2 separate regions of the Homo sapiens genome follow, and region 2 is linked to region 1. Evidence: chromatin contacts called from ENCODE Hi-C or POLR2A ChIA-PET data. All regions are on one chromosome and are shown on one strand. The core of a region is the stretch at or near the end of the contact, and the rest is flanking DNA. Distances in the headings are between cores, read along the strand shown. Region 1 overlaps TENM4 (teneurin transmembrane protein 4). Region 2 overlaps TENM4 (teneurin transmembrane protein 4).

What was found. A loop is a pair of places that touch in the nucleus more often than their neighbours do. ChIA-PET counts read pairs that join two places held with the same protein, here RNA polymerase II (POLR2A). Pooled maps may share reads with other maps.
Region 2: a map of ascending aorta shows a loop between it and region 1 (2.6-fold over the local background). The contact joins two enhancer-like sites. A Hi-C loop is called at or near these places in 4 of 168 maps with a recorded cell type or tissue (IMR-90, aorta, ascending aorta and 1 more) and 4 of 50 pooled maps. POLR2A ChIA-PET finds 5 or more read pairs at or near these places in 1 of 52 experiments (K562).

The regions. Positions count from the first base shown.
Region 1 is chr11:79,172,362-79,175,061 of GRCh38, forward strand. The region is part of intron 3 of TENM4 (teneurin transmembrane protein 4); the gene reads right to left. Among named protein-coding and RNA genes, the nearest start is that of TENM4-AS1, 80 kb to the left of the region's middle. Within about 2 kb of position 1,395, at least 4 of the 41 ENCODE cell types and tissues checked have a DNase peak (open chromatin) inside an H3K27ac peak, as active enhancers do; they include ascending aorta, where a contact is called at or near this core.
Region 2 is chr11:79,243,193-79,245,923 of GRCh38, forward strand. The region is part of intron 2 of TENM4 (teneurin transmembrane protein 4); the gene reads right to left. Among named protein-coding and RNA genes, the nearest start is that of TENM4-AS1, 150 kb to the left of the region's middle. Within about 2 kb of position 1,344, at least 8 of the 41 ENCODE cell types and tissues checked have a DNase peak (open chromatin) inside an H3K27ac peak, as active enhancers do; they include ascending aorta, where a contact is called at or near this core.

The sequences.
Region 1 (2,700 bases), core at 145-2,644:
GACACCGTTATTCATTCACTTATCCATTTATTCAACCAATCCCCCAAACCAGCCCCTTCTACTTTACCCCTATCCATTCAGTTACTCAAATAAAAACATAGGTCATTCTCAATTCTTTGCTTTCCCTCACAGACCATGTTCCTCCCCAACTCCAATCCATCAGCAAATCCTGCTAACCCTATCTGCAAGTTATATCCCACGTGGCCTTCTCCTTTGTGTCCTTCTCTGATTTCATCCCTGACTTAGGCATCATCAATTCTTGCTTAGACAACAGCAGGAGTGTTCTAATTCATCTTTTCTGTTCCTTTTTTTTTTTTTTTTGAGTCAGGGTCTCTATCTGTCACCCAGGCTGGAGTGTTGTGGTGTGATCTTGGCTCACTGCAACCTCTGCCTCAACCTTCAGAGTAGCTGGGATTACAAGTGTGCACCACCACGCCCAGCTAAATTTTTTGTATTTTTAGTAGAGACGGAGTTTCTCCGTGTTGGCCAGGCTGGTCTGCAACTCCTGACCTCAACTGATTCGCCTGCCTCGGCCTCCCAAAGTGCTGGGATTACAGGCGTGAGCCACCGTGCCTGGCCCTCGTCTCTCCATTTTCATACTTGTCCTTCTTATAATCCATTATTCAAGAAGCAATCAGAGTAATTTTTCCAAAATGTAAATCTCATCATATCTTTTCCTTGCTCAGAATTTTCTAGCAGCTCTCTACTGTACCAAGAATCAAAAACTAAACTTATTTTGGCCCTAACTTTGTTCAATAAGTATTTGTTAAATAAATGAACACACAGTCGACATGTATTTATTGAGTACATTTTATCGACCAGGCTCAGTCAAGGCACATTTTTAGCTTCTGTCACACTTATGTCACCGTTGGAAGGAAAACTTCATCTTTATTCCTGATAGTTATTTCCATGGGAAGGGAGCCCCATTAGTGTTCTTGTGAGCCATCTTGCCCCTTTGGTCACAGGTAGTGGTATGAGTTACATGAATGGTAAACTGAGGAAGAATATGGTTATTCTCGGTTGAGTCTCAATTTTCTTCTTCTTGGCAGTTGGCAACTTTTTTTTATGTTCCTCCAGGAGCTGGCTTATCCTCTGCCTCATCCAACGTGGCCTATCACCAGGTGGGTCAGTCTGCCTAATTCTGGGTCCAATTATCAAGCCTATTTAGCTGTTACACTAAGCTAAATTATTCATTATCAATAATAAACATGGTATTTTAGCTTTCATCTGCTATCTTCCATTTATTTCTCAACACGCTTAGGACTTAGGTAGAGAAGGGTTGCTACTTATTGGGCTGCCTCAAAGACCTCAGATACCCTTGCAAAACAGGAGAAGCCAGTTGCATAAAGCCTGGTGCAGAGCTGCTGGCAACCCAAGGGTATAGCAATCTGGGACTCGAGAAGTGAAAGCTGTAATAGTGCAGTTGCCGCCTGAGCAAGGATCATGTGGGACTCACAGTGAAAACTGAAGTACAAATTTAGCAGCCGCATTTAGCCCAGAAGAATGTCTTCAGGAATGAATCACGAAGGGAATGTTGTCATTTGTGCAAAGAGACAGAGGGTTATAAGGGAAAAGGTGGCTAGAGAGTCTCATTTATGTTTATGAAAACAGATGGCCTTTTTGAAAAACAGAAAGCCAAAACAAAAGCATCATTTATTCCAGGAGTTTAGAGATTTTTCTATTGACATCACATAAAAAACCCATCTCTTAAGCTTTTTAACCCCCTGGGGAATTCATAAATAGCACTTCTTAAAATAAAAGCAAAATGAGTTTTCATAAAGATGTAAGTTACATAAGACTACCTTGGTCTCCCCGCCCCCACAGCTTATCCTCCCTTTGTCTGTTCTTTGCCCGGGTGCTTCTAAAAACCAACACTCTGCTGGGAGGGGTTTGCAAGAGGTGGCAAAGGTGAAACGTTGTACATGATGCTCTCGGGGGAGAGATGTACTGACTCATACCTCCCTATGTCTCAGATACCCCTACAGCAAGTGAAAGACTGGGCTGGAATTTTGATTTTGTTTCCTCACTATCTTTAATTTTTTTTTCTTCAACCCATTCTTCCCTTTGTCTTCAGACTGATTTAAAATGAAAAAATCGATGCCTGTGCTTACAGCTACAGCTGTGCCTAGTGCATGTCTTTCATCGGCTCTTCCAGATCCACTGCTCTCCTTTTCCAGCCTGTTCTGTGCCCTGCAAGGCTGCTCTTTAACCACTGGGTCAACTGGGCTCTCTCTGGCTTGCAGCTGGGTTCAGCCAATGGGAGACTCTGGCAGGAGGTGTGAGGAGGTTGGGAGAAGAATGAGGTTAGGGTTTCTATTCTCCAGATGACCTCCCTGCTGGGAAATTGCTGTGTTGCTATGTAGGAAGGCACGACTCCTTTGGGCAGCCTTTTGCTACAGCTATCATATTGCTACACCTCTCTCTAAGTTGCAGGAACTTCTCCTTCACCTTGCTCATCAGGTCTAGGAGTGACAGCTCCCAGCTGTTGTTAGCCTCAGGGTACTTTGCCAACCTTAGTGGTTGTCCTTAATCCTGCTCATACTTTTAAAATAATCCCTTCACTACACTCTCCTCAGCTACCCCATATGACAATGCCACTGTTTCTTGCCAGGATCCTAAGTAATATACTATCTATCTCTATATCAATATCTCTATCTATACATCTGTCTTTATTTGACTTCAAATAGAGCTCTATTTCTT
Region 2 (2,731 bases), core at 94-2,593, 71 kb after region 1:
AGGGAACAGGGGAGGAGGTGTCTGTGTTTCGGGGGTCATTTTTAGCACTTTTCAGTCATTTATCAGACTCCAGGTATTGTGTTTTCTCCTTTTGTGAGGCACCACGGTGTGCATGGGCTGTCTTGTCGTTGTACTCGGACACATCTCGGCACAGTGGATTTTGCGGTCCATTTTGAATGGCACTGGAGCAACTCTCTTTCTGAATTTGTGCTATAAAGTCACTGGATGTGCCCCAATCAGAGGGCAATGCTGAATTTAAACAAACAAACAAAAAATGAAACACTTCAAAGGGGAAACCCTGTGAGCTTTCCAAGAGTAAAACAGAAAATGACAACAAAACGCTGCAGGGGATATTGAATCATGAGAATCAAACAGAAACACAAGAGGAGGGAGGGCTGCAAGAACACAGCCACTGTCTCCAGGGTGGGCCAGTGTCAGAGGGGGCAGAAGGTCACCCGCTCACCAGGGACAGGCAGGAAGAACAGTGCCGAGAGCCTCCCGTGGAGCCGGGACTGTGGGAGGCATTTTCCTAAACCAGGAGAGCAAATATTTCCAATGCACTAATGCAGGGCGCTAACCAAGACGCTGAGGCTCAGATAAGTCATGTGCCAGCCAAGAGCAGGCGGCAACTGAGAGGCAGAGCAAGGACTCAACTCAGGACCAGAGGTGGCCCATGTCCCGCGGTGCCTACAGCAGTGTTCCTCAAAGTTAATGTGGACGAGATTCAACTGGGAGTCTTGTTAAAATGCAGACTGTGATCCAGCAGGCCTTGGGTGGAGCCTGAGAGTGCATTTCCAACAAGCTCCCGTGATGCTGATGCTCCCGGTCCCAGGACCGCCCTTTGAGCAAGTCCTACGATCAGTGGTTCTTAAACCTTAGCAAGCAACAGAATCGCCCTGGAGAGCCCCTTAGAACACAAGTTGCTGGGTCCCACCCCCAGAGTTTGTGACTCAGAAGGTGTTGGATGGGCCTGAGAACTTGCATTTTATAAAAGTCCCAGGTGAGGCTAATGCTCCTGGCTCGGGGAAAATGTTCCAAGAATCATTGCCCTACTAGACTGTGGCTCCACCGGGGGTGAGCAGGGAGCAGTTCTCGGCCTGCTCCAGTGCTGCTGCTTAGGCCTTTCTGTGTTCTGAAGAAGGAGTTAGGGCCTTGTTCTTGAGAGGGTCTGGAAGTGGGATTGTTCTTGTCCAGAGACCCTCATCTTTTGGATGTGGCATTAGGAGGGACAGGGCTGTATGTGTCTATGTGTGTGTGTGTGTGTGTGTCTGTGTGGTGTGACGAGTCTCCAAAGCCCTTTTAATCTCCGTGCAGAACCAGGTGGTGATAGGAGAGGCCAGAGAATTTCTCAAGCAGCTTGAGGACTCACCCATAAAAAAGCCGCTTGCAGTACATCAGTTATATTATGTTGTCGAACAGAGCTTCCTGCTTGTTGGGTCTTGGAGTTTAATAAAAAAATATATTATGACTCAGTCCAAACTTACAAAAGTCCTTGGGGAATCTGAAATGAATCATGTTAAGCTCTTGTTATAAAACAAACAGTCATTTCTTTCACAAGCCTGTATCCACAGCAGACTAGCTGTAGAGGTGGGAGAAAGGGAAGGTGGGGAAAAGACTCAGGGCAAGGGGTGAAATTTTTGCCCGGAGTTTTCTTAAACAACCAGAGACCTTCAGGCTGAAGGAAGACAGAGCCCAAAGAGGCTGTGTGTGGGGGAAAATGCTTCTTTAATGGTGGGCTCACCCTCTAACAGCAGAAGGTAGCTAAGGAAGTAAGGATTTAGAGGTTACCTCCTTCAGAAAGCCTTCCTTGATTTCTCCAGGAAGAATGGCTCTAAACTTCACAGCCCTTTATCTTTGTCACTGAGCACAGAAACCCAGCTCTGTACATGCCAACTGTTTATGGCCATGGTGCTCTCCTACTGGACTGAATCTTCTGAGCTGACTGAATGCAGGCACACCTTATCTCCCAAGTTGCCATCCTGCACGTGGAAGCCTCTGAGAGGTAGCAGAAGCCCTGCAGCCATTGCATGTTTGATTGACTGACTGACTTGACAAAGTTTCTCAGTCTCCCTATCTTTCTTCTCATACTGAAGGAAGAAACTTCATATGTTGTCAGAGCCCAGATTACAGTAACAAAACTTGAACTAGGACGTGGATCAGTGTGCAGTTGTCAATAGGGCATTAGCCAGCATCAAAATACATTTTTTCATGTAGAGTCCTGGCTGGGTGCCCTCCCTAGAGGGAAAAGTGAGCATATCATCCCTGGCTCCACTACCTACTTAACTGGGGGACCTCAGACTGTCACTTTCCTTCTCTGTGCCTTAGTTTCTTCACCTGAAAAGCAGGGATAATAATGGAACCAACATTGTGGCATTTTGAAAAGGTTAAATGAGATGTCACGTGAAAAGTACCTAGCATATAACACTTTATAGAAAAAGAAAGGAAGATAGAAAAAGAAAACAATTGGCCGGGTGCAGTGGCTCACGCTCGTAATCCCAGCACTTTGGGAGGCTGAGGTGGGCAGATCACCTGAGGTCAGGAGTTCGAGACCAGCCTGGCCAACATGGTGAAACCCTGTCTCTAATACAAATACAAAAATTAGCCAGCCATGGTGACGGGTACCTGTAATCCCAGCTACTCGGGAGGTTGAGACAGGAGAATTGCTTGAACCAGGGAAGCGGAGTTTGCAGTGAGCTGAGATTGTGCCACTGCACTCCAGCCTGAGTGACAG